Regions from separate parts of the Homo sapiens genome. Here region 1 is linked to region 2. The links are chromatin loops, found by intact Hi-C in ENCODE. Cell type or tissue: heart left ventricle. All regions are shown on one strand. Links, peaks and the distances in the headings refer to the core of each region. The heading gives the core; the rest is flanking DNA.

What was found. Hi-C counts contacts between places; a loop is a spot of excess contacts. Peaks named below come from ENCODE experiments on the same cell type or tissue, not always from the same donor. Only the 100,000 strongest peaks of a DNase experiment are listed, where the experiment ranks them.
Region 1: it touches region 2 in a loop (5-fold over the local background); 1 of 110 quality-filtered maps calls a loop at or near these places.

Annotation. Positions count from the first base shown.
Region 1 is chr9:125,929,937-125,946,123 of GRCh38, reverse strand. It overlaps PBX3 (PBX homeobox 3), which reads right to left. Exons shown (of 9, transcript NM_006195.6): 5 at 10,517-10,652. Among named protein-coding and RNA genes, the nearest start is that of PBX3, 190 kb to the right of the region's middle. In heart left ventricle, for the core only: no CTCF peak of the experiment used is centred there; no DNase peak of the experiment used is centred there.
Region 2 is chr9:125,979,475-125,995,661 of GRCh38, reverse strand. No RefSeq gene overlaps it. Among named protein-coding and RNA genes, the nearest start is that of PBX3, 240 kb to the right of the region's middle. RefSeq lists enhancers at 5,940-6,745, 6,746-7,552. In heart left ventricle, for the core only: no CTCF peak of the experiment used is centred there; a DNase peak (open chromatin) is centred at 9,171.

The DNA.
Region 1 (16,187 bases), core at 6,186-11,185, 49 kb after region 2:
GATGTAGCCCTAAGCAGTTTAAGTCCTAACCCAAAGCAAAGGGAAAGAGGAAGCATCCCTTAGCAGGTCTAGACACCAATTCATACCTTTTTACCCCTGAAAAGTAAAGGGGTCTAAAGCCCTGCTTAAATTCTCAGCCTCTTAACTATTACCTTAGAATTGGCAATGGAATCAGGGAAATGTCGTTTCCCCCAGCCTTATTTTCTTATTATCTGCAGGTTCCCTGGGCAACTTCATCCATTCCCAGGGCCTCAACTAGGAACTTAAGTGAATGACCTCCAAGCTGTATCTTTAACCTTGACCTTTCTTCTGAGTTATATTTCCAAACTGAACATTTCCCAACAGATCTGAAGGCAATGTGAACCTAGCATAACTGCTGCCAAGCTTTAATGTCCCCTCCATCAAAACAGCTTTTCCTTATGTGTTTCCTGTATCAGTTAATAATATCATCATCTTCAGTAAATGTCTATGTGCTGGACACACTGTGCTAGGCCTTGAGAATATAAGGGTGAATAAGATAGCAGTTCTGGCCAAAATCGAGTTTACCATCTATCAGGGGAACAGCATTTAACAAATCATTGTTCAGTTACAATCATGGGGAAAAGAAGTTATGAGAATATACAATGGAGGATAGGAACTAGAGGTATCAAGGAAAGCCTTCTTGAAGAGCTGACATTTGAAGTGAGCTTTGAAGGAGTAGAAATTAATAAGACATCTCTATGTGTTTGGCAGGGGGCAGGGATAAACAATTCCAAGCAGGAGAAACTGCGTAACAATAATTACTATTATATCTTCACTTACTCTGTGATAGGCACTCTGCTAGGTGCTTTACACGTGCTTTATCTTACTGAAACTCCCACAACCCTAGGAAGTACATGCTATTTTTTTTTTTTTCTTTTTGAGACAGAGCCTCACTCTTCTGCCCAGGCTGGAGTGCACTGGCATAATCTCGGCTCACTGCAAACTCCGCCTCCTGGATTCAAGCAATTCTCCTGCCTCAGCCTCCTGAGTAGCTAGAACCACCGGCATGCGCCACCATGCCCAGCTAATTTTTTGTATTTTTAGTAGAGAGAGGGTTTCACCATGTTGGCCAGACTGGTATTGAACTCCTGACCTCAAGCAATCCGCCCGCCTCAGCTTCCCAAAGTGCTGGGATTACAGGTGTGAGCCACCATGCCCAGCCAGTACATGCTATTTTTATCCCAACTACACACTTGAGAAAAGGAGGCACAGTGAGGTAAAATGACTTGCCCAAGGTCACTGAGCTAATAAACTGGGGAGGAGTTGGGGTTTTAGTTCAGGCTTGTCTGAGTCTTCACAGTCTGTAGCCTTAAGTCTTATAATAAAATCCCCCACCCCCCACATAATAACACAGGCTCCAGACTTATTAAACTGTTCTCCTAACATATCTGTTTTTTGCTTCTGAGTTTCCTCTGCTTAGAATATCCTTTCTCCCAAAGTCTTATTCATCCTTCTCCAGGTTCTACACATCATCTTCTCTAGAAGGTCTTTCCTGATCCTCTCAATAGAAAGTAAACCCCTCTTTGTACTATATTCCACACATGGCATCCATTTGTGCCTGTGTGCTTCTTCAGGTAACTTTTATATTCTGTCAGTAACACATCTGTCTGTTTCCCCCAACAAATTCAGTATTTCTTGGGGAGAAGAACCCTATCTTACTGACCTTTCTTTGCCACAGTTCCAGGCATAGTGCCTGACATATAGTAGGCACTAAGTACCTATTGAGCAAATTAAGAAAATAGCCAAAAATCCTGGTAAGTACCTTTGGCTAGATCAAATTAACTTATTTAAACTGTAGTTTCTACTCTCAAAACCCACACTTATTTTAGAAAAATGTGTTCTCCACATAGCTGACAGAAGAATTGGGAGAGAAATCAAAAGAGAAGAAACAAGGAAAGCCCAAGAGCATCTCTGGAGAAGGTTTCTGGATGCAAACATCACAGAATCAACAGAAGTGGGAAGCCAGGAGGCTTGAGCAAGGCGCCTGTTCTGACCAGGTATCTTCACCCTTTGGACTACATTGTCTATCTTCTGTTCACTCCTCCCTATCCACTCTCTACCCTGTCATGGGCCCCAGGAGGCTGCCCTGGGTGCCCTCAGGCTTCTGGCCAATAGTAGGCACTGGCGGCAGATGGGAAGGGAGAAGAGTGAGGTCACAGTATTTGTTCCCCTGACTCCTGCACTATAAGGCTGCCTTTTTTCAGGTCTCAGTCACTGGCCTTCTCCACACACCTCCTCTGTCTTGAGATCTACTGACCCTTCCCTCATCTCTTCAGGCCAAGTGGGTAACAGAACCAATCACTAGTATTATCCTTTGTGGTTTCCCTACACTCTGCCCACACTATTGTAAATAGTCACTTGCTTAGTGACCTTGAGCAAGTCATTTTACCTCACTTATAAAGTGTCCTCCAATTATTCCAGTTTGAGTGTGACATCTGTTTTCTGCTGGGACCCTGGCTTATATATTGGCCTATTAGCCTCAAACGCCTCATGGAAGCAAGGCAGCGGAAAGGTTAGACACAGTGCTGAGACTAGCATGAGAAAAACTGATAAGAATACTCAATTGGAAAGAAGAAGAGAAGGAATAGGTAAAAGAAGGCAAAGGGGACAAAAATGGAGGAACCACAGTTCTGATTATGACTTCTTCCAGGTATAGGGAAACTCAAAAACCCTAAATCTAAGCTGCAAATTCTCTCTCCTTTCTTTTTTTTTTTTTTTTTTTTTTTTTTTTTTTTTTTTTTTTTTTTTTTGAGACAGTCTCACTCTGCAGCCCAAGCTGGAGTGCAATGGCATGATCTTGGCTCACTGCAACCTCCACCTCTAGGCTCAAGTGATTCTCATCCCTCAGCCTCCCGAGTAGCTGGGACTACAGGCGTGTGCCACCACGCCCGGCTAATTTTTTGTATTTTAGTAGAGACGAGGTTGCCCAGGTGGTCTTGAACTCCTGAGCTCAGGCGATCCACCCGCCTCAGCCTCCCAAAGCACTGGGATTACAGGTGTGAGCCACTGTGCCCAGCCTGAAAATTGTCTCTTTATCCTTGTTTGGGTATCGTATCAACTGAGTGTTAGAGATTTCCTCAAAATAGTCAATTCTAAAATAAATATAATACCTGACATCACTGGAGCAAGCTTTAAGCACCACACCAATCATGGTACTGATTGTTTGTAGAGAACAACAGCAACAAAAAAATCAGAAGCTTCCCTGTTTTCTTTAAATCTTGCAGATATGCCTCATCTGTACTTCATGCTATAGCATCCTCAAAGCTCCCATTTTTTACAACCTGCTCTTTTATTCTCTGCGCACTGTTTAATGATGTCCCACCTCCACTGGGATACACAATCAGAGCTTTTAGAACAGAGGGTCTGTAGCCTTCTTTTAAGACATGTGAAAGAACCGTTTTAACAAAATAGCTGCCTTTTCCTTCAACTTGTTTCTGGTTTACCAACTGCATACTTGCAGTAGGAATCTACTTCTGCCTTCTGTCTACTGCCAAAGCAACTGAAAAGGCCTTTATGTATAGCTGAAAAAAAGTACTGTAATTTGATAGTCATCTTCTTTTTTCCTGCTCTAATTATTATTTTAACGGGCTTCTTCTTATTTTAATAGTTTTTTTAATAAGGAAATCTTACTTACAAATTTTAATTAGCTTACTGAATATTCACTGCTTTGGAATAAGTAGTTTAATGAGTAAAGAGACCTCAGACTACTAACTAGCCCAGAGTCTCTAAAGTAGCTTAGCGGGAAAATGATGCAGCCCTAGTGATATTATCCAAGGTCCGTGCCTCACAAACCAGCACTCTGCAGCCTGGGCCCTGGGGATGAATGAATCACACTGCCTCTTGCAAGAAAAAAAGTAAGACTTCAGTTTCTCCCCTTTTATTAAGAATATCTGTGTAAAAATCCCCAAGTCCCCTACTCACTAAGGCTTGTGACCCTTGTCAAATCACTTAACTTCTCTGAACTTCAGTTTCCTCATCTGTATGGGTTAGATTGTGATGTTATTTATATTAGACTATTATAAAAGCAGGTCTTATTTGCCTCTTTAAGAGCTCTAAAATATGTTGGTTGAGTGAATAAATACCATTTCTGGTTCTCATTTTTGTTTTTAAATCAATCCTTTCTTTACAGTACATTTCAACTACAGTAGAAATGAAGAATAAGTTAACATTTTTCATTCTAAAAACACCTAGCAGAGAAAATACAGCCAGTTACTCAAATTCAAAATTGGAATTAGGAGAACGATGAAGTTTTTTACAGCTTAGTAACTTGAATAATCAATGTAAATTAGCTCTATTCCAAAAAGTAAATTAATATCTGCTCTACTAATTAAGAGTATGTGACAATTTAAGTATGATTCTCAATGCATATGACATGTGAAATAGTTTCTTCTTTTGTCAATTTTCAGGGTGTTAGGTAAAAGAGGAACTCCCTTTTGCTTACTTAATCAAAGCAAGTCAAGAAATCAGAAATTTCAAATTCTGGTTTAGCAAATCTCTTTCTCACACATTCTACATCCAACCTATCAGGAAACCCTGTACCTTCACAATTTATCCAGAACCCAGTCACATCTCATCATTTCTATCACAAATACTCAATTAAGTGAACACTCAAGTGTACCCCAACTGATAGCTCTGCTTTCCCTTGCCTCCCAGGGTCTAATGTCAGTACAGCTGCCATGGTGATCCTATAAAACTTAAGTCAGATCCATGTCACTCCTCAGTTCCCCATCTCACAGTGAAAGCCCAAGTCATCACCATGGCCTAGAAGGCCCATGAACCATTTATTTGGTCCCCAGCATCTTTAACTTCATCTCCTACTACTTGCTCCCTTGCTCAGGGCACTTCTACCTCAGGGCCTCCGTACTTGCTGTTCCCTCTGCTAGAATGTTCCTCACTGATTATCCACATGACTTGTCCTTCATCTCCTTCAAACTAACCAAAAGATACTTCCTCAGGAGGGGCTTTCTTTACCACCCTATTAAAAATTGCATCCTCTAACCACTTCCCTCCTTCATTTGTCAAGAGCAACTATCACTTTGTAACTGACTGTCTTGTTTACTTATATGTATACTCCCACAAAAATGTAAGTTCCATGAAGGCAGGCTTGTTTTTGTTATGAAAGTAAACTTTTTAGTCAAATAAAATAAAAATATACAAAAAAGGGCCACACATCATAGGTATAGAGTTTAATGAATTTTCATAAAGTGAACATACCCATGGAACTAACACTTAGATCAAGAAATAGTTCTTCCTCCTTCCAATCACCATTCCCCCAAAAATAACTATTAATCTGATTTCTAACCCCCAAGGTTAATTTCTCTTGTTTTTCTATTTTTTATAAATGAAATCAAGTTTTTCCATTTTTTATAAATGAAATCAAGCACTTCTTTTACTTAGCATTATGTAGTTACATATAGTTATAGTTCATTCATTCTCATTGTTAAATAACATTCCAAATATACATAAATATACCATACTGGTTTACCTATTTTCCTCTTGATGGACGTTTGCATTGTTTCTAGTTTTGGCTATTACAAATACTGTTACTAAGGATATTCCTATACATATCTTTTGGTGAGTATGTGTACACATTTCTATCAGGTAGGACATGGGTCTGTCTGGTTAAGTTCACTGATGTCTCTTTCATCCCTAGCACAGTATTTGGCACATAATCAGCATTATTCAATAAATGTTTATTAAACGAATGGAAACAGTCTTTTTAAATTCTGTTACTTAGATTTAATAACTGACATGAGACTTCCTTGCCTTATATATGCAGGTTTGTAATGCATAATAATTAAATTAATCTCTGTAAACCTGCCACTAAAATTAAGAAAGACTGTTAGTAATACTGAAACTCCTTGATTGTTCCTTCTTGATCCCATCTCATTGGATTCTTTTTCTTCTTTTTTTTTTTTGAGACGGAGTTTTGCTCTTGTTGCCCAGGCTGGAGTGCAATGGCACGATCTTGGCTCACCCCACAACTTCCACCTCCTGGATTCAAGCAATTCTCCTGCCTCAGCCTCCCGAATAGGTGGGATTACATGCATGCACCATCACACTCGGCTACTTTTTGTATTTTTAGTAGAGACGGGGTTTCTCCATGTTGGTCAGGCTGGTCTCAAACTCCTGGCCTCCCAAAGTGCTGGGATTACAGGCGTGAGCCACCACACCCGGCCCTTTTTTAATTTTATCATTGCCTTTCTTTCCTTTATGTTTAACCACATATATGTCTCCCCTGACAATATGCTGTTTAGCTTGCTTGGTTTTAAACTTCCTAAAAATGTTATGTTACGTGTATTCTCCAATTTGCATTTTTCACTCAACATGAATTGATACTTGTAGATCATTCTTTTTCCATTGCTGAATAGTGCTCCATTGTGGGATTATAACACAGCATATTTATCCATTTCTCCAGTCCGTGGACAAATGGTTTGTTTCAAATTTTTTGCCATTTCAAACAATGTTACTATGAATGTTCTTACCAGTGTTTCCTGAAATACAGACAAGAGGTCTTCTAGAAATTGTGGGTTGAATGGTATATGCATGTTCAAATTTATAAAATAATGTCAGAAGTTTTCCAAAGTGGCTATATCAATTTACATCCCTACCACCAATATTATAAGGGCTCCTACTGCTACACATTCTTGGTAGCAGAATGTGCCAATCTAGGAAATATAAGTTTGAAATATAAAAATACTGCAATTTTTAATCATATTTTCCTGATTCCTAATAAGAATGGGGATCTTTTCATACAATTGACCATTTCTATTTTTTCTTCCATGAAATCCTTGTTTGACTCTTTTGCCTATTTTTGAAATCGGTTCTTTGTCTTTTCTTATTAATTTATAGGAGTTCCTTATATATTTTGGATTTTAATCCTCTGTTGCTTATACACTTGTAAATATCTTCTTGCAGTGCGTGGACTGTTTCTACAGTTTAGAAAATATTTTATTTGAAAATAATTTCAAATGTGAAAAAAGCTGCAACAATAAAAATAGCATAAAGAATATTTGTATATGCCCTTCCCCTATTATTATTTTTCCCCATTTGTTTTATCTTTGTGGGCACTCATGCTGTGTGTGTGTGTGTATGTGTGTTTATATACACACACACACACATATACATGCAAACACACATTTTTTTTTTCTGAACATCTGAGGCTAAGTTATACTCATCATGGTCCTTTACCCCTAAGTCAGTCAGTGTATATTTCCTAAGTCTAAAGAGATTCTCTCACATAACCATAGTACAATTATCAATTACAATTTATTTCAGTAAATTTAACCCAATAATATCTTTTATGGTATGGTTTTCCCCACAGTACAGAATCCAGTCTAGGGTAAAGTATTGCAATTACTTGTCCTATCTCTTTAGCTTCTTTTAATCTAGAACATTTCCCTGGCCTTTCTTGGACGTTTTTAAAGAACAATGCTCCTTCCCCGCTTTTGTCTTCAATAGAACATTCCTCATTTGGGATTTGGCTGGTGTTGTCTTGTGATTAGACTCAGGTTATGTTCTTGGATGAAATACTACACCCAATGTCCGTCTGCTCCTCCTTGGTGATGTTGATTCCAATCACTTGGTCAAGTTTTTGTCCCATTTCTCCACTCTACTATTACTTTTTTTTTAAATCTCTTGTAACTTTAAATGGTCTATGGAGAGACACTTTAAGACCATGTTCTTCATCTAAATTTTCCTCTAGATTTAATATCTATTGATAATTATATCTGATCCCATCTTTACTGAATAGTTGTATCATGTTGATGTTTTCAGTCTTTATTAAGTACTTTGATAAACAAAAGTTCTACCACTGAATCTATCAGTCTTCTCTTTTGTTCCTTACACATTTTATGTCCTGTTTAAGGAATTCTAGCCTGCCCTCACAGCACTAAAGATATTGCCTTACACTTCTTCTGAAGTTTCCCTATTATTATTATAAGCAGTTGCAGTAAATAATAGATCAGAGTTTCATATATTCTAAATCTAGTAAAAATAGTGTTATTCCAGTTGCCTGTTTTCAGGGGGCTTCAATATTTTTAAAGTTGGTTTTCTCTATGAACAATTTCTAGATTCTAAATTTAATTGTATTTCAGTATGATTTACATTTTAAACAATATTTTTTCTCTTTTGAAAGTAGTTAGCCAAGTGTAGTGGTTCATGCCTGTAATCCCAGCACTTTGGGAGGCTGAGGCTGGAGGATCACTTGAGGCCAGGAGTTCGAGACCAGCTTGGACAACAGGGTGAATCCCTGTCTGTACAAAAAATTTAAAAATCAGCTGGGTGTGGTGGCGTGCCTGTAGTCCTAGCTACTCAGGAGGCTGAGGCAGGAGGATTGCTTGAGCCCAGGAGTTCAAAGTTACAGTGAGCTGTGATAACATATCCCTGCACTCCAGCCTGTGTGACAGAGCGAGACCCTGTCTTTAAAAAAGAAAAAGCAAAAGCAGTTGACCTGTCAGGCCTAGAACAGAAATTCTTTGCTTTCACTTTTTAAAAACTTAAACAAAAGGCCATTAATTTATAAGCATAACTTATTTCTGAAATTCTGTGTTTGAAAGGCTGACCTGGAAGAAACAAGGTCAGAAAGTTTGCTTTTTAGACAGGGTAACAGAGCTATATCTATATTATTTCTACCTCTGTACCTTTTTCTCAGCAATTGCTAAAAAAAAAATTCAAAACATAATAAAGCTATTTTTCCATAGAAAACAAGTGAAATAAATTTAATAATTAACTGTTTTTTTTAAAAAAAACACACTGGTAAGTGGGTTCCTAGCCTATTTTAGAAGTTAAAACTCCCTAGTTCAGAACAGCCAGAAGGAAACCTTTTTATCACTTATTCCACAAGTGTGTATTGAGCACACTCTACACTACACACAAAGTGTGAAGTACTACAGCTAATGAAAACTCCAGATTCTATTGTTTTTGAAATAGATGATATTAATCTGTTTTATTCTCTAATGGTGCATATACTATAGAATTGTTTTTTAAAAAAGAGTGGCAGCAAGAAAATGCTTAAACTCATCCACAAACATTCAAATTCTAAGTCAGAGAGTGGTTGTGAGAACAGGAAAACCAGGCGTGGCATCATCATCCGGTGTTCGGCATGAACCTAATCCTTTCACTAATGTTCAGGGAAAAGGCATTCGTCATAAAATCCTACTTGAAACGATTCTTCTTTTAATTTTGTCTTCTCTGGCTAACCCGGCATATCATATTATTCCTCCATATTTCATATGGAAGTGAGTAACCCAGTTAGTAATGTTTTATATAATATATGTCTATGTAAGCTGGTAATCCAAATCAATTATATTCCATTTCTAACTGCGTAAAAAGAAATCAAGATATACCATTTCATAAGAGAAATGACAATAAACCTTGAATGAAACCTTAGTTATGAATCAAAGTTTGCTCTTGAGTTTCTACAGAAAATAATGCCAAAAGAGGAGCTGGAAATCATCTTACACCCAGGCCCTATTCCCTCAAATAACAATGACTTCATACACTGATATGAGACCCTCATTGGAACTTGAAAGGGATCTTTAGTATCTTGAACTTTATCTACAGTACAAGTATTTATTTAGAAACTACTTTTAAAAGTGGTTTCATGTGACCCCTAGTGAACACTGAAATTTTTGACAAGCGTCAGTTTTTCCTTAAGTTTCACTACAAAAACTGGTTGGTAAACTACTGCTTTTGCATGCTATAAAGAAATGCTCTTCAAATGTCAATCTATTAACAATAATATGAACATTTATACAAAATTGTATTTTAGAGGTAATGCTAATACGATATATTTATGTTCTAAAGAGGTACACTTGTTTGTTAATTTATTTGTTTCCAATCCTCAGTCCAAATACCAGTCTATCTGACTAAAACTAAATGTATTTTTGTTAGAAGATGACAACTAACTTCAGGGTCAGAAATTATTATAAATAAACATTTTTTTAAAAACCCCAAAATCAGAAACCCTGAAAGCATGAATTTAATTCTTGTGTTTAATGGATAATAAGGAAGCAAAGAAATCCTTGGGATTCAAACATTGTAGTATGTTACCAAGAAAGGGCCTGGTGAATTCCTCAAAGCTTTCACCAAAGAGTTATATTAAATTTCCTTTTGGCAACAAATAAATTGGTTTCTTGCTGGTAGAAGCTTAGGTCAGTCATCTAAATCAGGGAAACCAGGAATACATGCCATTTACTGGAGAGTCACTTAAGTGTAAACTGCGTCTCTCCCCATGGCATGTTTATGTCCTCTCTAGAGAAGATTTACACTGGGGAATGGGGGTGGTGGTGGTCTTGATTCTTCGCCACTTACAGTTTTTCAAAATTATCTAAGGTTTAAAATCTTGCCTAAAACTGTGGAAATATCTACATTTTCCTTATATCTTTTTTGATGATAGAACATTTGGATATGAAATTTGATAATAATGCCCTGAGGAAGGAATGAGGTTCCTGTCTCCACAGGGAACAAGACAGACCCATGGGTCCTTTCTCACCTGTGACACTGTGATGCTGCATTTCTTGGCCAGCTCCTCTTTGGCTTCTTCACTGGGGTAGGGGTTGCTGAGGTGTGAGTAAAAATATTCATTCAAGATTTCTGTGGCCTGTTTACTGAAGTTACGCCTTTTCCGTCTATGACAAGAGTGAAAGAAAATAATTGCAGTTACAATCAGCATTAACCTAAGAGGGATGGGTTAATTAGGATGATACCAAAAAAGTAGATTTCTCTTTTTAAACATCCTTAAGGTCTAATTTATTTCTGTGATATTATACGTTATGTTCTAGACATCCTCCAAGGCATTATCCAACTCATTTTAAGATGTAGGATCACTGAGAAAAATACCAGACTATGAAGCAGACTATTGTGCTTCATTCTTTGAAGACCTAATATTTTAGATATTCAATGAAGATCCAGTGAGAACAAACAAGGTCTATCAGAGAGCTTACAGGGAAGAGGACTGGGCAGAGGAAGAGTTCTGAAACAGAAATATCTTGTCTAAAGGGTTAGAGCAGGTTGGGGCACCGTAAAAGACAGGGAATGTGTGAGATGAGTCTGGAAGGATGGGCAGGGGGCAGATTACAGAAGCTCAGTGGAGCTACAAGAAGTTTTGGATTTTATGCTGAGTGCAATAGGAAACTATTAAAGGTTTTAAGTTTTATGTTTTTAAAAGATCATTCTGACTGCTGAGAATAGGTGGAGGAGCGCATGAAAGGAACTGCAAAGCCCATTTTAGGAGATGATTGCACTGGTCAAAATGAAGATGATAGTAACTTGGCACAAGGTGAGAGCAATGAAAACAAGACTCAAGATCTACTTGAAAGGTAAAAGCAATAGGACCTGATGATGTATTGAATGGGAGGAGTGAGTGAGGGAGATAGAGAAGGAAGTTTAGGAAAAAAAAAATGCATTGGGAAGGATTTCTAGGTTTTTCTGCTTAAGCAACTTCCTGGACTGAGGTATGATTTCCTTCACTAAGCAAAGAGGAGAGAACAAAAAGTTATCTTTTGTTTTTGTTGGGAAGGGGGTAACAGACTTTCAAAAGATCAAGCATTTATTAACAACATATTTCAAGTAGCAAAAATGTCATTTATATTTGGGTTTTGTTATTAAGATTTTAAAGAATTCCAGCCTGAAAATTATCATTTGTCAGAATTCACTTTCAATTAAGTACTCCAGTAATTAGAAAATACCTTCCCCAGATAATTTTCTTAATACTTTCTTCCAAATAATCTTAATTCTTCTCAATTGTGATATCCCACAGTCAGAAAACACAGAGTCAGTAGGCTGTTGTATAGGTATGCACTCTATGAGATTCTTCTAGTCAAAATGGTGTCATTCATATGGCAGGTTAAGTATGTGATCTACATTTCAACATTAAGGGAGAGTCAAGGGAGCAAGAAATCTAGGTCTGATCAAAACAACTCAGGTTTTAGTCCTGAAATGTCTTAATTTCAATAATTTTTAGGAGGGTTAAACTATTGTTTTCTAGAGGATGAAGATGAGATTCAAGATGTATTTGGGGATTAAAATCAACAGGATTTGATGATGAACTGGATGGGGAGGTGGTAAGGGAAGACAGGGAAGGAACGGAACGAAGACAAATGCACCAAAAAGAAGAACAGTTAGCATTTTTGCAGGAGTCATGTGTTGCTTGAAAAGAAAGACAAGGTCCCGAGGTGAGAGCACATTGAAGAGGTACACTCTGATGAGTAGGTGCATGGGTAATGTCTAGACTAGATACTGAAAATGTCAAATTTATGGACATTATCTGGCCCATAGACATTATTTATTGAGACCACACAGTAATTACCTGCTCATAAAAATCTAGGTTTCTGACTTCTTATGAAAAATTGGGATACCAACAGTACTGGGCCCATGTTCTCAGAAGGCAGCTCTAGGTTAAAGCTGAGTGATAGCTGCCCCCTTAGATATGCACCTGCCTGCTCCAACCCTCCTTGTCCCTCCCTGTATCCCTGCTTCAGCCACTCCACTCAATTCCACTATATGTAAGCAAGCTCCTGGTGCCCAGGAGCAAGGCCCAGGGTAGATGGGAATAGATGACACAAGTGCATTTCTTTGGGAAATAGCGACGTATGAAAGGAGGATCAAAAAGAAATATATCTAGAAAAGCAAAGAGAAGTTTGGCTCACATCACTTTTGCCCAGGGGTGGTTTTTAACAAACTTCAAAACACCTCAGAGAACAAACGGAATAGCTCACCGGACATTCTGGCTGTGTCCAAACTACAGCACTTCTACTGGAAGAGGAGACGGACCTACACAAATTTATTCTTAAATGTTTTGCATTGGTGCATGCTTCGTCTTGTCCAATTATGAAGCAAACATGAGCATGGGAAGTCAGAGTGAGCAAGGGAATCATATATCTGACTGAGCATGTTTGCCTAGAGCAGAGCCCCTTGCCTTCTCAGTGCAGAGGGCTTGCTGGGAGGCACTACAAGAATAGATGGAACCAAAGCTCAGTATTTGCATTCACTTGAAGGCACAGGAGAGAACTTGGTCTTATACGTTATTTATTTTTTAGAAAGCATCCTGTAGAAAATGCCCATTAAGCATTTCCCCTCAGTTTCACTCCCCCAGGGTTCACCACACTCTAAATGGCTATGCCTCAGGCCAGTGTGCAGTGGCACATCAGTCCAGGCCTGTGTTCCATCAGCATCACAACATTACTAACAGCAATCTCTATGGGAGAAGAGACTCTGCTCCAAGCTCTGCCACTCTCTCATTCTGGCCCTGCTCACTTTAGGCTGTTAATACACTTTCTCTTCATGGAAGAAAAATAAATCATTTAGGTGTATACATTATGAATGCAGTTATTTAAAAAATAAGCATGCATGTTGACAAGAATGGGAAAGTATCAGCAGAAATAAGGATAGCAATTATGTTAGAAAATATTTCTTTCTATCAGACATGTTTTACTATCTTTGTTACATAATGCTTTTTATTAAAATGCTCAAATTAGACAAATAATTTTAAAATGTTTTTTGTCGTCTGATGCTACCTCTCTAACCCTGATTTGAGCTGTTACAAAGTATTAAGTGGAATTATTCATTCATCTGGCCAGTCAATAAATTATTTTTGGTAGCCTCTAACATGTAAGTCATTTGCTAGAATTGTGGGGAATGCAAATGTGTAAGTCTTGGCTGTTGCTTTCAATGACACTGTGGCTTACTAAGGGAGAGAAGAAATGTTCATGAAAAACTACAAGAAAAAGGAGCCTACATGACTTTCAGTCTGAATAGTTGCGTAAACATAGTATAAGTGTTCAAGGGAAGGAAGGGCTAGTCCAGCAGGGTGATTAAGGTGGATTTTCTGAAAAGCGAGCATTTAGACCAGATCCGGAACGATGAGCAAGATCTCACTAGATCCAACAAGTACAAGCACTGGTTCCATTCCGGGCTCCATTCCAGATACCCTCACAGATGATGACTCATTACTGGTAACCAGCTTAGAGAGACAGTTTGTTGTGGGAGCCAGGGAAGTAAGTGGTTAGACTTAGGAAAAGAAGGAATTCTAAGCAGTAGAAACATAATTCCATGAAGCATTTCATTTTGGAAGAAACACAGGAAAGAACAATTTAGTGATATATAAATAAGAACACTGAAAATGTTCAAACTCAGATCTAATAATTCCATTTCTAAGAATTGATCCTTAGGAAATAATCCTAAAGACCAAAAAGGTTCAATCAATGAAGATTTTCATTAAAATGTTAGTTTAAATAAAAATCTATCTAAAATAGTACCCTCTCCATTTTCTCTCCCCTTGACTTGCTTTATTTTTCTGCATACCACTTATCACCCTATTACATTTAATTACATTATTAAATAGAATGTTATGGTATATTTGTTCACCTGTTTACTGTCTGTTTCCTCAAGTAGAATATAAGCTCAATTGGGGCAAGTATATTAATCTGTCTTGTTTACCAATATATCCTCAGTACCAATAAATATTTGTGGAAGGAAGGAAGAAAGGAAGAAATTATATGAAAATTAATAGTTGGCTGGGCATGGTGGCTCCTGCCTATAATCCCAGCACTTTGGGAGGCAGGATAGCTTGAGTTCAGGAGTTCAAGACCAGGCTGGGCAACATGGTGAAACACCATCTCTACAAAAAATACAAAAATTATCCGAGCATGGTGGCAAATGCCTCCCAGCTACTCGGGAGGCAGAAGCAGGAAGATCACTCGAGCATGGGATGTCGAGGCTGCAGTGAGCCATGATAGCATCATTTACTGCACTCCAGCCTGGGTGGAGTGCATAGGGAATGCATAAGGGAATGCTAAGGACATTATTTATTTTATATCCATTTGGTAACTTCAATTGTTAAAATGCTATTAATAATTAGAGCTTATACTACATGAAAATGTTCATGTATTCATGGTAAATTTTTTAAAAAGCAGACCAAATTATGCATATTGACCCATCACAGAAATATTTCTTTTAAAAAGCCCCCAAACAAACAAAAAGAGAGAGAATATTGTAAAACATTTATAGTGATTTTTTCTTTAGGTAATAAAAATGAGGTTAACTTTTATCCTTCATCCTTTTATTCCATATATTTTCCAAACTTTCCATAGTGAGCTTGGCATTTTTAAAATAGAAAAAAGAATAATAAAATCTTCACAACAACAAAGAAGTAATGCAGACAGGAACAGGCCTTAAATGTCAGGTTAAGGAGTGTATATGTGAAGTATGCATGTATCGAGCATTGGAAAGCTACTGTGGTTTTCAAGCAAAGCAATCATGGTAGCACGGTGATGTTATAGAAACAGACAAGGGATATGGAGGATGGGCTGGAGGGCAGTAGGACTGGAGACAGGGAGACTAGTAGGTACTGTGCTAGCCCATGTACAAAAGGATGGGCAGGAACTGAGATGAAAATAAAGAGCTAAAATGAAAAACACTGAAAATGCTCCACACACTTTGTTTTCCAGTTGAGAAGCTATCTTAGTTATTTCCTTTAATACTGTGAGATTTGGATGATAATTATCACCTCTGTCAGATTCCATGGGAGAAGAAAGAAAAACAAAATAGAAACTTCTTTCCAAAGCTGCAGATTCATCATAAGCTTTAGCAATGCCCCGAGAGGCATCCCTACAGGGGCAGCGTACACTATGACGTTGACAATTCTTCTGTTCTGTCACTCAGTAGGTCACTGTAGACAATTTATTACCATATACAATATATTACCTAACTCCTGTGAAACTTGGGGAAAGCTTCAGATAAAGGGAAATTTTCATCCTTACAGGAAAAATGGTAGGCTTTCTTTCTTGATTTGGAAATACAGATTCTGGAGTTTTGTGGTAACTGCTATTAACTGAAATGCCACTTCCTTCTTAGGAGTATCAGTATCTCCAAGTATTTTCCCATATTATGCACAACCCGTGTAACATTAAGAAATTCTTACAAAATACCCCTTGTTAAAACAGTTATATGCAGAAAACTATCCTTAAAAATACCTTTTAGCATCAGAATGGAAAGGCTACATATTCCTAAAGTCATTAGCAGAGACACTAATCCTATTCATTTCCTGAGTCACTAAACTGGCAGCTAACCCACATTACCATTCCCAGACAGGAAAGCTTGACAGCACAGGAACCATGAGTTGAATTACCTGTCCATTGTACAAAAGACTCATATGGCCAAAAGAA
Region 2 (16,187 bases), core at 6,278-11,277:
AGGTGGGGTGAGGGTGCTTTGCTGGCCAACAGCAGGCTGATTGGTTCTCAGCACACAGCATCTTCCTGCATCCTCCAGCACTGGGAGCCTCCATCTTCCAGACAAGAGCCCCCGGGGCACCCAGAACTGTCTCCATGGCTCCAGGCAGGGTAGAGACAGGCTCCTCTCCACCATCTTAGAGAAAGCCTCTTTGGGGCCACATACCCAGCCTGTTCCCAGAAAATGCCAGGGCCCCTGCAGCTCTGAGGTACAGCCAGCCTGGCCTGGCCAGGCCAGGATGGATGGAGGCAGCGGCCCCCTCTCCCCAGGCACCCCCTCACCCCTGGCACCTCCCCCTCCCCCGGCACCCTTTCTCCCCGACTCAGGGCCTCAAGGGCCCCTCTGCTGCTGTCTCCCATGAGTTTTCTCTCTCCTTGTCTCCAGACTTCCCTCTGCTTCTCCGTGGCCACCCACGGATGGCAGCCTCAGTACACCCACCAGCAGGGACTGCCTGGCCTCTGGGCCCTGGTCCAAGTGCCCAAGAGACCAGCAGGTTGGCCTAGGTGGGATGAGATGCCCAGCCCTGGTCCAAACAGCTCAGACCAGGGATTGAGTCCCATGGAACACACCTGGGTGACTGGATCCCCCAGGGAAACAGGGATGGTTTCCTGAGGGCTCCTGGGGGCATCTCAAGCATGGTCCCTGTGGCCACAATTCCCTAAGTGTGTTTCTAAGGTTTAACAGTGAATGCCCTGCCTGAAAAGGAGCGGACGCCCTGTCCCTGGAGAAGCGTCCGTGCTATAGAACGGCCTGGGTGGAATTGGATCTGAGCAGCTCTCACCCAGAGATGCCTTCCCCTTGTTCTCACTGGGTCCCACCTCGGGGCACCAGGGAAAGGAGCCATGGCAGTGGAGGGAGCAGTACTCGCTGTTGACTCCGGGAAACCCTCTCCGCACACCAGCAGGGTGGCATCTCCTGCCCAGCTTCCTGAAACCTGAGGCCCCCTAGAAAGCCAAGTCCTGAGACACAGCGTGGAGAGGCCGGGCCACTCACATCTGGGCAGGAGCACCACCCCGCACCCTGCAGGCCCAGGTACAAACCCTCAGCCACAAACAGAGACCCTGTCTTGCGCATGTGGCCAAATGCAGGCATCCAGGCCACATGTGTGTGCCTGAATGTGTGGCACAGGCCTGCCCAGGAGCACAGCCAGGCACACACATGGACAGTGTCCTGGGGTAGCTTCTTCCGCCGGCCCCCCATTCCTGGGCCAGCGGGGCTCTTCTCTCTGGAGAGAATTTCCCTATTCTCAAGGTAGGAAGACTCCTTCCTTCTCCAGCGCCAGCAGGAGCAGATGGGACAGACGGGGGATGTGGCCGGACAAGCATGGACTGTGCCATCTTTGAGGGGACAACCCCTCTGGGCCTGTTCCCTCCTCTGCCCCTGGCAACACCAGCTCCCAGAGCTAAGAGCAGGATGGAGGCCAGGGCATGCCTTGGAGTGGGGGGTCCCACTTCCCCCTTCCCTTGCTGGGGAGCAGCACTAGCCACCCCAGGGAAGGCTGCTGGGCCAGGCCAAGGGCAGGGGTCAGAGTGCTCCAGGTCAGGAGCCCCCCTGAAGATCCCAGCTTTCCAAAGCCCAGGCTCCAGAATCTCCCATGTCGCTGGCTGCAACATAAAATAGGTCATTGGCATAATCCTGGCCAAATTGGCCTCTTGCAGATCAGCCAGGCCACGCTCCCCAGGCCTAATTATCCCATATTTGGTCAATAAGCCATTAACACAGCGCCATGGATGTTAATAACCGTTTCATGAAAAAGTCGGTGTAATTTATGAGATCAACACTAGTTAACAAAATTAATAAATATTTCATTCGGGGAGATTTATCCCGATGTGCTCTCAGCAGGTGGACCAAGAGCCCTTGGGCAGCCCTGGGGAGCCGGCGGTTGGGAGAGAGGAAGTCCTGGCTCTCACTTGGGCCAATAAACATTTACCTCAAATCCTATCGCCATAAATCCACGGGCTGGACGAGGGAGTCCAGTAAAACCTGACTTAACATTATGTTCGGGCCATTAACAATATTTATATCGATGTCACTTCGGGGAGGGTTAGAGTCGCCAGGCAGGGCCCAGCGGCCATGACGGGAGCAAGCTGGGATCCTGTAGGAAGATGCATGCCCAGGGAGGCCCAGGGCATCGGGAAGAGTCCCAGAGTGGCTCTCAGACCCCTTGGGATTAGTGGTTCCCAGTTATGTGACCCAGGATGAGTTTCTCCACTGCCCAGAGCCACAGTCTCCTCATCTGTAAATCGGGAATATTAAAAATAACCATCCGGGCTGGGCGTGGTGGCTCACGCCTATAATTCTAACACTTTGGGAGGCTGAGGCAGGTGGATCATTTGAGGTCAGAAGTTCGAGACCAGTCTGGACAACATGGTGAAGCCCGGTCTCTACTAAAAATACAAAAATTAGCCGGGCATGGTGGCACACGCCTGTAATCCCACCTACTCGGGAGTCTGAGGCAGGAGAATCGCTTGAACCCAGGAGGTGGAGATTGCAGTGAGCTGAGATCGCACCATTGCACTCCAGACAGAGCAAGACTCCATCTCAAAAAAATAAAAATAAAAATAAAATAAATAACCATCCAGTGGGCTGCTGGGCAGATTAAGTCTCACGACACAAAGTAATCCCCAGGCACCAAGGGAGGACTCAGTCCATGGAAACGGCTGTAAGAACCATTATCCACAGAGAGAGCCAGGGGATGCAGCCCTCTGCCCAGACGAGAACCCTGGGAAGTGCACTCTGCCTCCTCCATTGGCAGCCTGTCGTCCACTGGGTGTTGTGCACACGTGACCTACCATCCCACAACAGTCCTGCAGGGTGAACACTCCTGAGAGCCCCATTTTCCGAAAGTGGAAACCAGGGCTCAGAAGGATGATGTGACTTGCCCAGGGGCAGCCAGAAGGAAGTGGTGGACCTGGACTTGAACCCAGGTCTGTGACTCCAAGCCTCCCCCTTCTCCCGCTCTGTCCCCCAGCCTGGGAGAGCCCTGGCCGGGGTTGGGTCCCTGCTGGGCCGGCCTCTGTTCCTCTCTGCCCTCCTGGCAACCACCTGGAGCCCTGGGCAAACGGACCTGTGCCCGGGGGAATGCCAGAGCCTGTTGTGGTTAAGGAAGTTTCCAGAATAACTAATCTGTTTTCTGTGGGGAACTTTCCACCAGGCATTGATTTTCACTCTCCCTGCCTGGGGTCGATTTGATTTGTGAGGAGAAGCTCTATCAAGAGGCAGAAGCAATTGTGTGAGATAAAAGTCCCTAGTATGACAGGCTCATCCACTGCTGAGGCCCAGGCTGGTGCTGCGGGGTGGGCGAGCGGGCAGTGGGATGGGCGGGGGGAGAAGGAAGGGGATGGGGGCTCTCTGCGTCTATCTCCTTTGTGACCTTGGCACAGAGTCACCCCTCCAAGCATGTGGCTTTGAGGCAGCAGCACCACCTAGAACACCAAAGACCGGGCTTCTGCTGCTCCTCCTGGAGGCAGGCGGGCTGGTGAAGTTTCTCCCTTACCTGCAAGGCTTCATTAAGCTGCACACTCCGCATGGGGCCCAGAGAAGTGAGATGCCCCGGGGGAGGCTGCACCCTGTCATTCTTAAGCATCCTGACCCCCATTCATTTCTCTTCACTGAGCCCCTGCCCTGACCTCACATTATCCTTTTAACAAACCTGGAAAGAAGGCCCGGGGCCTGGCTCATAGAGAATGCTCAATAAATGTTGGTGAAGGTATCATAATCCACATTTTACAGACCAAGAAACTGAGGCTCCTAAGGGTTGAGTGACTGCTTTGAAAGAGACAGAGCCAGGACTCAAATCCAGATCTGCCCCCGCTCCTTTATCCCGGAGCTGATGGGTGCTGGGATCAGTCAGGGGCTAAAAGGGAAAACGGGGACTACCAAGGGTCTCATACTCACCTGGGCCCTGAACTTGGGGTGGTGGATGCAGAGGAAAGAAATCATGAAGACTTTGTCTCCCTGCTTTTTCAGAATCATTCATCATTCATTCCTTCATTTAGGTATTCAACAACTTCATTCAATAGACAAATCTGGCTGGGTGTGGTGGCTTACGCCTATAATCCCAGCACTTTGAGAAGCCAAGGTGGGCGGATCACCTGAGGTCAGGAGTTTGACACCAGCCTGACCAACATGGTGAAACTTCGTCTCTACTAAAAAAAAAAAAAAAAAAAAAAAAAAAAAAAAACACCACCACCAACAACAACGAAAAATAACTTACCTGGGCATGGCGGTGGGCACCTGTAGCCCAGCTACTCAGGAGGCTGAGGCATAAGAAACACTGGAACCTGAAGGGCAGAGGTTTCAGTGAGCCAAGATCAGGCCATTGCACTCCAGCCTAGATGACAGAGTGAGACAACATCTCAAAAAAAAAAAAAAAAAAAGCAAATCTTTATGGTGTCCCCGCTGTGTGCCAGGAACTCCTCCAGGCGCTGGGGACACAGTGGTCAACAAAGCTGACATTCTCGTGGCAGAGACAGACTTTAAACAAAACAGATAAAAATGTGGCGCGTGCCAGATGGTGATGCCGTGGAGATGGGGGAGGGAGCTGCAGGGGTGGGGATGTTTAACAGGGAGTCGTGTGGGAGTGTGAGAGCCTGGGGGCAGCTCTGGGCAGAGGGATCTGCAAGCACAAAGATGAGGTGGCCAGTGTGGTCTCAGAGGGGACAGGGAGGTCAGAGAGGGACCAGAGACGCAGAGGGCATTGCAGGGTGTGACGGAGGGGCGGGACCTGGCTCGGGCCTTGGAGAGGAGCCCCCTGGCAGCTGGGTGCAGAATGGTGAATGGGTGAAGGCCACCTGGGTAGACGAACTTGGGAAGCTTTTGCGACAATCCTGGCTTGATCCAGGGTGGATCAAGAGGGAGGAGGTGAGAAGAGGTTTATTTCGGATGTGGAGTTTGAGAACAGCGAAGCACAGGATGAAGGCCCAGGCCCTCTGGCCCAAGGGCTGAGCACCTACTTAGCACCAGGTCTGGGAGACACCAGGAACAAGTGGTGGGACCACCCCAGGCTGCCGCCCTCTCGGTGCCTGTAAGTTAGTGGGAGGTGGTGGGGCAAGACCCCAAACAAACAACCACGAAAGGAGGTGCAAGGAAAGGCTCGGGGACAGAGGGTGGCGGGCTCTGTCGAGAAGGTCAGCTTCATTCCCTGCTGTGTCGCCAGCCCCCAGAAGAGTTCCCCCAGCTGATCCTGCCATGTGGCATGTCTACCAGGGTGCCCGCCCTGCTCCGCGACCATCCCTAGTCCCAGGATCCCAGAGGGTGATCAACTGAAGCGGGGATGGGTCAGGGTGGTTGCAGAGAGGGCAGCCACAGGGTGGGTTATGTTGCCTGGAGCGTTGGGGTTGGAGCTCTGGAAGGCCACATGGAGGGTAGGCCAGGCGGTAGGAAACGAACCCTGAGGGGCAGGCAGCTAAGGAGTCCTGCCTTTGTCCCACAGGCACGAGCAGCCATGGAAAGCTTTGGAGCCAGGGAGTGAAGGTTAGGCCAGCATTTCCTAGAGATCCCACTGGCAGCTGTGGGGGGACTGAGGGCTAGGCCCGCATGGGTGTTGCCGGTGGAGGGCATTTCAGGAGGCCTCGGCTGACAACGGTGGTGCATGACCCAGCGGGGCAGCCTGGCACCTATGGATTGCAACGTGGCCCTTGACTTTCCACTCCCACCTGCTTCCCAGGGGCCCCCGGACATCCCTGCTCCAGCCTCTAGCCTCCTGACCAGGCCGTGCCAGCTCCCAGGGACCCCTCTGAGTATCAGCCCACCAAGGTTTTTCCTGTGGTGACTGAGAGTTGTTGGCAGCCAAGGCAGAGAGAGCTGCAGGGTCTCCAAACCCATGTGCAAGGGGCTGAGGGTCACTTCCAACTCAGTGGGTGGGGTGGGGCATCTGGAGAGAGACTGCACCACTGGGGCCCCCAAGGATGCTCCCAGGATGTGCTGGGCATCCACGGGAGAGCCGCTGTCCCTCTCTGGGCCCAGGCTTAGGCTGTTCTGCTGCACAGCAAGGGAGTTGGAGAAAACATGAGCAAGGACTATGTTTTGAGCACTCACTGATGCGGGGGGCTCTGACTGCTTCATCTCATTGCCTCCCCTCCCAATCCTGAGGGGCGGAGAGGAATCCCACCCCCGCTCCTCAGGGGAGAAAGTACAGGGCAAGACAAACAGGCCCCACCCGAGGCCACACAGCAGAAGGTGGCAGAGCCAGGATGGAAACTGGGTTTGGGGGCTCCAGGGGCTGCCACACACCCTGCGCTGGGCCACCCCGGGAGGTGCAGGCAGATAGGACTCTGCTCCAGGCCCCAGACAGCACAGGGCTGACTGCAGGGCCCTTCTGTCTGTCCCTCCTGACCTGGAATCACAGCCTGGTGACTCTGAGCAGGTGAGGTCACCCCTCTGCCCTCTAGGGTGCCCCTGGGCTGGTGAACACCCATCAGGATGGGGCACGGAACGGTCACTGAACAGGGGCCCTCCCTGCCCTCAGCCCGGATCTGCACAGTCCTGGGCGGTCCCTGAGCACCCCCTCCCGGACTTGGCACCCCATGGTGCAGCGAGGGGGCCACCTTTCAGGGGATGCAGTCCTGAGGGGAAGCCTTGCTCTGCTTCTCTCCCACTGTGTGGCTTTGGACCGGTGACTGCCCCATTCTGAGCCTCAGTTTCCTCTCTGTAAGATGGACTTTCAACTGTTCAACTGTTCATTGACTAAGTGCCTGCCATGGGTAGTTTGAGAAGCTTTCAACACAGCAACGAGCAGAACAGACAAGGCTCCCAGCCCTCCCTGAGCAGACCTTCTAGCAGAGGAGAGAGAGACCCCACATGAACATAGGAGGTGTCAGACAAGCCATGCGGGGACAGGAGGGACAGGAGAGCAGGACGCCGGGGCAGCTACAGGATTGAACAAGGTGCCCGGGCAGGCCTCCTCTGAGAGGTGAGACTCCTGCAAAGACTTGAAGCAGTGGGGGAGGGAGCCACATGGCTACCTGGGGAAGAGTGTTCCAGACAGAGGGCAAGCCCGTGCAAAGGCCCTGAGGCCAGACGTGCCCCAGCAGGGGTTCAAGGAGCAGGAAGAGGACCCATGTGCCTGGAGAGGCTGGCTAGGGAGACCAGGACAGAGAGGTGGGGGTGGGCAGGGCACCCCGGACTTTGGGCCTGTAAAGAAATGAGAAGCAGGGAGGAATCTGTGAACGAATGCACATCAGGCGTTACATAGCCTGCACATGGTAAGTGCTTAATTAATAGGAGTTATGATCACTGCTACTTATAATTAGGTGATTTCTGACCTGTTTTCGGGGAGTGTGAGGGGTGTCTTAGGGTCTCCGCCTATGGGCAGGAGCTGTATTTGAGCAACCCAGCCTATCCCCCATGGGAATGGGGGTCTGCAGCCCTATCTCAGCCTCTCCAGAATTTTCCAGGGCCACACAGGGCCTCGGGAAGTTTGGGGAGTGACGAGGCGGAGCCACTGTCAAAATGGCATTAAATCAGACCCCCAGCTCTGGAAGAAATCGCACCAAGAAGTTGTTAATACCTTTATTATGGGCTGAAATGTATTCACGATATTAAAAGACATCCCATTTCTGCCCCCTGTGTCACATCTGAGATGTAGCGTAGATAAATGATATATCACCGCACGAGATCTACCGAAACCATTAGTAACCATGACATTTTGACGTCAGATTTTTTAAAATTCCTAAGTAATCTTTTTGATTTATGAAATGCTGTCTGGGTTCATCGAGAGAGATCTCAGATTTATCACCGCCTGGTTAGAATTATTAATGATTTTCAATTTGTAAATCTGAAGTCGAGAAAGTCTGTGGGCTCAGGGTGAAAACTCCCACCGTCGAAGGCCCAGCCTCTCCTCCAGCCTGAGTTCCAGCACAGAGAGATGGTCCTCAGCCCCAACATTCTGTACACTTGACATTGTCTCCCAGCAAATTCTCTTTGTCTGCAGCATGCAAGACTGTGGGGGGATCAGCTGCAGGACCTGCCCTGGGTAGAGGTGTCAGCCCCACTCAAATAGGGGATGTCCACTCCTTCCCCCCGACACAGAGCCCTGCAAAGCTGCCCCAGGAGATTTGGGCAGAGGCAGTCAGTAGCAGACAGCCCTGCCCTTGAGCCTGGTTCAGGCTTCAACGCAGCTGTAGCCTCTCACACCACTGAAAAGCCTAGAGCAGCCTGCCCTTGCCCACGGCAGCAGCCACAGAGCCCACACTGTTTGCAGAGCCCCACACTGCCACTTCTCCATCTCATCCCTGTACCTGCCTCTCAGCCTTACTGCTGTCCCCTTCAAACCTTCCATCTGCCTCCCTGTTCTGGAAGCCACCCCAGCCTGGGCAGGGGGCAGGGAGCAACACTGCTGGACCCCCAGGCCTGAGTCTGACTCCACTGGGGTCCTGCACAGACCCAAAGGGTCTCATGACTCTAGCTTGTGCCCTAGGCCACCTCAAGCTGTGTCAGAATCCCCCAGGGGAGATTTCAAACCTGCCAATGCCCAGGCTGCCCCCCAACCAACTGAATCAGAATTGCCAGAAGGGGCTGGGCACCGTGGCTCACGCCTGTAATCCTAGCATTTTGAGAGGCTGAGGTGGGTGGATCCCCTGAGGTCAGGAATTTGAGACCAGCCTGACCAACATGGTGAAACCCCATCTCTACTAAAAATCCAAAAATCAGCCGGGCACCGTGGTGCACGCCTGTAATCCCAGCTACTTGGGTGGCTGAGGCAGGAGAATCGCTTAAACCCAGGAGGCAGATGTTGCAGTGAGCCGAGATGGCGCCACTTCACTCCAGCCTGGGTGATAAAAGTGAAACTCTGTCTCAAAAAAAAAAAATTGCCAGAAGGTTCCAGTGTGCAGCCAAGGCCGAGACCCAAACCCCTATATCACCACCATCCCATTCCTCCCTCCCTGTAGCCACCGCCTAACTTATACCTCACCCTTTCTGTCCGGGACCAAGAAAGTCACTCAGTCTCAAGTCTGACCCACTCTGGCCCATCCAACTTATGACAGTCCGAGCCCACCTGACCATGGCACTCTCCTGCCTACACATTCGATGGCTCCCAAGGCCCTCAGGGGGAAGGCGATCTTCCTGCCCTGCTCCCACCGAGGCAGGAGAGGGCCACAGGTAGCATGATGCCCTGCGGGGAGCCACCTGCAGGACAGAGCCAGACCCAGAATCCTCCTCCCGGCCCGATCCACGGGAACCCCACCAGCCAGCTTCCCTGACCAGAGTGAGGGCTTAGTTCCAGGGCCGCCCTCCTACCTGGGCAGAAGGAAGGCCCATGGCAGGGGTCCCTGGGGAGTGAGTTTCACCTGCCACTCACCACTCAACAGGGTGATGGGACTCTGCTCACTCACGCCTGCACCTCAGGTGTGGGTGACATCATTGTTCCCATTTCACAGATAAGGAAGCTGAGGCTCAGAGGGGCACACGTCTGGCCTGAGGTCACACAGCTGGGCAGCAGAGGAGCCCGGGGACATCTCTGGCTCCAGATACCATGCTAAGGGCTCAGACTGTGGCCTCACACCAGAGGCGGGTGCAGCCTCCTGGGCTCCCAGCAGCTAGGCATGGAGAACACAGACGGCAGGAGCCATCCAGGCTCGGGGACCTGCCGGTGGAAGACGGAGCAGGGAAGCTGTGGGAGGCAGAATGTCTTTCGGCAGCAATAGAAAACCAACACAGGCCTGGGTACCTGGAAGCAGGGCGCCGCTGTAGCAAATGCCTAAAAGTGTGCAAGCGGCCTCGGAATTGACCAGTGAACAGAGGCTAAAAAAATCTGGAGACGCATGATAGAAAAGGCCTAGGTTGCCTGGAACAGGCTTTGGGTAGAAATGTAGCTGTTAAGTAGACGCTCCTCGCTCTCCTCAACCTCAACCCTCACTGGCAGAGGAGGATGGGGGTCAGGGGCCAGGCAGAGGAGGGAGGTGTGGAGGTCTCAGTAGTGGAGAAGTTTCAGGGGTGAGTGCAGAGATGGACAACACCTGGAGAACTGAGACTGCTAAGGATCCGGTTTGAACGGGAGTTCACATGGGCACTGGAGTATTTATTACATTGTGATGGGGGAGCCACAATGAGAGACCGACAGTGAACCAGGGGCCTGAAAAAAATCAGTGATGATGATGGTGGAGATGGTGATGATGCTGATAGCGATTCTACTGCTGCTGATGGCTATAAAGATAACGAGGGTAAGGATGGTGATGGTGATGGTGATGGTTGTGGTGGTGATTGTGGTTACAGTGATAATTATAATGATGGTGATGATGATTAAGATGATAGTGAAGCTAGTGAGGATGGTGATGATGATGATAGTAGTGAGAATAATGATAGTGATGGTGATGACGGTGATGGTGGTGGTGATGGTGATGGTGATGGTGGTGGTGATAGTGATGGTGGTAGTGAGGATAATGATGATGATAATAGTAGTGAGGATAATGATGATAGTGATGGTGGTAGTGGTGATGATGGTGATGGTGGTGGTGGTGATGGTGGTGGTGGCAGTGGTATGAGTGGTAGTGGTGGTGATGATGGTGGTGATGTTGGTGGTGGTGGTAGCAATGTGGTGATGGTGGTGATGATGATGGTGATAAGGTAACCTGCTTGAAAGTACCCAACTCAGTACACCAAAAAAGGTGAATTGTTCCCTCTTCATGACAACCAGAAGTTTTGATTCTAAGCCCAGACTGCAGGGGCCTTGTCTCACCTCCCTGGGGAAGTCAATACCTTCTTGGCATTTCCAGAGCTACCCTGAGCCCCACCTCCTCCCTACTCTTTGTTGGAGCATCAGGCCAAACAAGGGATGAAGCAGGAACTTCCTCTGGGGAGGAGAGAGAGTTTGGAGCTCAGCTCAAGACTAGCTGGAGCCTGAGGGAGGGAAGTGCTCTGGGGAAGCAGGAGCTGCTCCCAGGTTCCTGGACATCTGTGGTGATGGAACCTTGAGTCTCTGCCTTGAGCGCTGCAGAGAGGGCCCTGTAGTAGGCTCTGGAGCCAGTGGAGGGGCTTCCCAGTGGGAGGCATGTCCAGGACCCGTGGTAGAACAGCCTGACCTGATGACAGGGTGCAGGCTTGGGGACAGTGTCATGCCACACAGCAGCAGGCCAGAGAACCAAGGAGACCTGTGCCTGGAGCATCACACCCACCTGGGACTCTGGAGGGAAGGAGGGAGGCCCTGAATCCCTGGGAAGTGGATGTCCAGGGACCAGGCCCAGATTCCTTTTTTTTTTTTTTTTTGGGTTGGAGTTTCGCTCTGTCACCCAGGCGGGAGTGCAGTGGCGCGATCTCAACTCACTGCAACTTCCGCCTCCCTGGTTCAATTGATTCTCCTGCCTCAGCCTCCCAAGTAGCTGGGATTACAGGTGCCCGCCACCATGTCTGGCTAATTTTTTGAGACAGGGTTTCACCATGTTGCCCAGGCTGGTCTCGAACTCCTGAGCTCAGACAATCCGCCTGCCTCAGCCTCCCAAAGTGCTGGGATTACAAGCGTGAGCCACCGCGCCCAGCCCAGACTCCATTTAATTTAGAATAGTAAAAGACACACACACCACGTAACATGACCACACGCAGACAAGACATGTCTCACACAGTGGGCCACCCCCTTGCATTCACACCTGCACAACATTGTGTCACAGGCCCACATGACACTGCTCAGAAACACACAGAAGTCCACAGTGCACACAGGGACATGCATGTGACACGTAACATAGTGTGCTCACAGGCCTAATGATGACCTTCTGAGACTCATTCCCCACAGTGGCAGGGGCCAGGTATTGTCAGGGTGCCAGACATCTGTGCTGCTTCTGTGGCCGCCAGGGTTAAGGAGGCAATATTGTGGGAGTCCTTATTTATTGTTATACATCGCCGAGTGCTTTGAAACTCTCATTTTTTTATAATGCACAAATTAAGCAACTGTTTGGAGTTGAGCAGACGCCAGGGGACCAGACAGATGCAGTGGGAGGGGAGAAGCCTGCTAAGCATGGTGGGGACTGGGGGCTCAGGGGCAGCCTGTGGCCTCCCGAATAGCAGTTGGCTCATCTGTTCATTTGGACAATAAACGTGGGTTAAACAGCTCCTGGTGGTGCTTCCCCAAAGGAGGTTCCTGGCTTGGGTGCCCCAGACACCCTGACTCAGTAGTGCTCATTAATAAGCACCTACCGTATATAAGAGGGTGAGTTTCATGATGTGTAAGCAAGACCTTGTTCAGTCCTCACTCAGCCCTAGGAGGGATGAACCCATTTTACAGAGAGGGAAGCTGAGGCTCCGAGAGAGGACACATGCCCAGATTACTGCAGTGGAGGCTGGACTCCAGAGGCCAAGCCCCTCCCATTCATTCACCACCACCGTCACCCGGCTTGACACACCTGTCTCAGACTGCAGTGATGTGAGGGGCAGCCTGGCTTCCTGGGATGGGCCCCACAAGCTTGCAATAGAATTGCCCCTTTACACAGCCAGTGTTTTCTGAGCCCTGGACCACCCACTCTAGGCATTGTGTAGGTGAAGCCGGGAAACTCCAGGCTGAGCTTGAACACTTGCCTCAGACCAGTCCATGACACTGACCCTGGATACAGTCACACACATCTTAGAGTTCCAAAGACCCTGGCTCCCTTGGTCCTCATCCCCGTGGGAGGAGGGCAGGTTCGGCATCCTTGGCCCCTGCCATAACTGAGGCTCAGAGATGTGATAGTGTGTGGTCAAGCTCACAAGCGTGGAGTCAGCACAGCAGGACTGATCCTGGCTCTGGGCACTTAGGCAAGAAGCTCCCTTCTCTGAGCACGGTTTTCCCATTTGTAAAATAGGGCAACTAAATCTGAAGAAGATGATATTCAACAAGGGCTTAGCCTAGGACCTGGTCACAAGAAATCATCATGGGTCACTAGTGGCTGCTATTCCTCTTCTTATTATCATCATAGAAAATTTCCCAGAATCTTCCTGCAAATCAGCATCAAGAGAGATATTCTCATCCCACTCAGGTTGAGGCCAAGAAAGACCCAGCAATTGATGTTTGATAATTTGGGCAAAATGTGCTCCAGTGATGTAGAAGTGCTCTGAACTGAGCCCACGAGGACAGTGTGGGGCTCACAGCTCTAACAGCTTTGCCTCCACCCATACTCTGCCATGCTGAACAGCCAGGGTGTGGAAAAACACACAATACAGACTGGAACAGCCTTTTAGGGGAGATTTGGGTTTTTCAAAAATTTTAATGCATACACCCTCTGTATTAGTCCATTTTCATATTGCTATAAAGAACTGCCCAAGACTGGGTAATTTATAAGGGAAGAGGTTTAATTGACTCACAGTTCCACATGACTAAGGAGCCCTCAGGAAACTTACAATCATGGCAGATGGTGAAAGGGAAGTAAGCACCTTCTTCACAAGGCGGCGGAAGAGAGTGTGTGTGAAGGAGGAATCGTCAAACACTTGTAAAACCATCAGGTCTCGTGAGCACTCACTCACTATCATGAAAACAGCATGAGGGAAACTGCCCCCGTGATTCAATCACCTCCCACTGGGTCCCTCCCTTGACAAATGGGGATTATGGGGAATACAATTCAAGATGAGATTTGGGTGGGGATGCAGCCAAACCCCATCACCCCCTTGACTGAGCAACTCCATTTTTACAAATTTGTCCTCTAGAAATGTTCAGATGTGTCCTCAGTGATTGATGTTCAAGATATTTATGAAGCACTGTGGGCCAGAGCGATAAGCTGTCAACATAAGTGTCCACCAGTGGGAGAATAGTGACATGAGGACACATGTCTACCACAGAGCACCATAAAGTCAATACCAAAGACTGCAGTAAGTACCTGGGTAGAAATGTGAAAAGACAGCCGGGAGTGATGGCTCGTGCCTGTAATCCCAGCACTTTGGGAGGCCGAGGTGGGCACATTGCCTAAGGTCAGGAGTTCAAGACCAGTCTGGCCAACATGGTGAAACCCCATCTCTACTAAAAATACAAAAAAATTAGCCAGGCGTGGTAGTGTGTGCCTGTAATCCCAGCTACTCGGGAGGCTGAGGCAGGGGAATTGCTTGAACCAGGGAGGTGGAGGTTGCAGTGAGCCAAGATCGCGTCACTGCACTCCAGCCTGGGAAATAGAGCAAGACTCCATCTCAAAAAAAAAAAAAAAAAAGGGACATTCAGGATGTATTTCTTAAAAAAAAAAGGAAGGTTGAAAACTGTATAAAATAGTGACATATATATGTATGTGTGTGTGTGTGTGTCATATATATAATTGTGTATGTGTAATGGGAGGTAAGAAAGATAGGAGGGACTTCAAGTTTCTGGTCCAGCATGTAAGAAGTGTAGAAGTTGACACTCTATCCTTACAACAGGTAAAATGCTGAACACACTGAAAAATCAACAACTCTTCTTAGATTTGCCAGAGAAGTAAGGTCACAAAACAAACAGCTGTCCCAAAATTAAAGAGACAGACAGGGCAGATTCAGAGAATCACAACTTACTGGAGCAGAAAACCATGAGCAGAAACATCCGCAAGAACCAGCACCAGGGTAGGAAAACCTTAAATGTAAGAAATAACTTACTAGGAGGTCAAGATGGACAAGTCTGAGAGTTGAAAACTCCAGGGGACCCAATCATGAGAGGCACACACATTTTTGTGAGTTTTTCCTCTAGAGCTGTACAAGATTCTCACAGTAAATATTGGAGAAGAATCCCCTCATGCTTCCAGTGAGGGAGGGGGAAACAACCCATTTTAAAATACACCAGATCATTCTTTTCTTCTTCCTTTTTTTTTCTTTCTTCTTAGATGGAGTCTTCCTTTGTCACCTAGGCTGGAGTGCAGTGGCATGATCTCAGCTCACTGCAACCTCCACTTCCTGGGTTCAAGCAATTCTCCTGCCTCTGCCTCCCGAGTAGCTGGGATTACAGGCACCTGCCACCATGCCTGGATAATTTTTGTATTTTTAGTAGAGACGGGGTTTCACCATGTTGGCTAGGCTGTTCTTGAACACCTGACCTCATGATCCACTGGCCTCGACCTCCCAAAGTGCTGGGATTACAGGCGTGAGCCACCATGCCCGGCCCATTTTTTTTCTTCTTAACAAGGACCGCTTGATATGGTTTGGCTGTGTCCTCAACCAAATCTCATCTTGAACTGTAGTTCCCACAATCCCCACATGTCATAGGAGGGACGTGGTGGGAGGTAATTAAATTAAGGGGGAAGTTCCCCCATGCTATCCTCATGACAGTGAGAAAGGAAACATCACTACAGATCCCATGGACACTAAAAGAATAGAGAAATATTATGAACAAGTCTATGCACACAAATGTAACCTAGATGAAATGGGCCAATTTCCTGAAAAATGAAATCTGCCAAAATTCACACAAGAAGAAATAGACATCGGAATAGGTCTATATCTATTAAAGAAATTGAATCAACAATTAATAACCTTCCAAAACAGAAAGCAGATGGAAAATGTTACCAAACATTTAAGAAGGAAATTATACCAACTCTCTACAATCTTTTCCAGAAGATAGAAGTACAGTGACTATATTCTAACTTATCCTATGAGGCCAGTATTATCCTAATATCAAAACCAAAGTCATTACAAGAAAAGATAACTACAGAAAATATTTCTCATGAATGTAAATGCAGACATCTTCAAAAAATACTAGCAAATTGGAATCAACAATGTATAAAAAGAATTATGCACTACCACCAAGTGGGAATTTTCCCAGGTATGCAAGGTTTGTTCAACATTTGGAAATCAATTAATGTAATCTATTACATCAACAGACTAAAGAAAAATCATGTGATCACATCAGTAGGTGCAGAAAAAGCACCTAACAAAGTCCAACACCCATTCACTATTAAGGCAAAACAAAACAGAACACCTCTCAGTAAACAGGAATTGAGGGGAGCTTCATCAGTTTGATACAGAATATCTACAAAAAACCTACAACTAACATCATCATCATACTTAGTGATGAGAACTAGAAGCTCGCCCACTAAGATCAGAAACAAAAGAAAGATATCTTCTCTCACCACTGCTTTTCAATATTGTACTGGCAATTCTAGCTAATGCAATAAGACAAGAAAAGGAAATAAAACATATTGAGATTGGGAAGGAAGAAATAAAACTGTCATTGCAGATAACATAATTATCTAGGTAGAAAAACTGAGTGAATTAAAAAAACTAAAGGAACTAACAAGTGATTG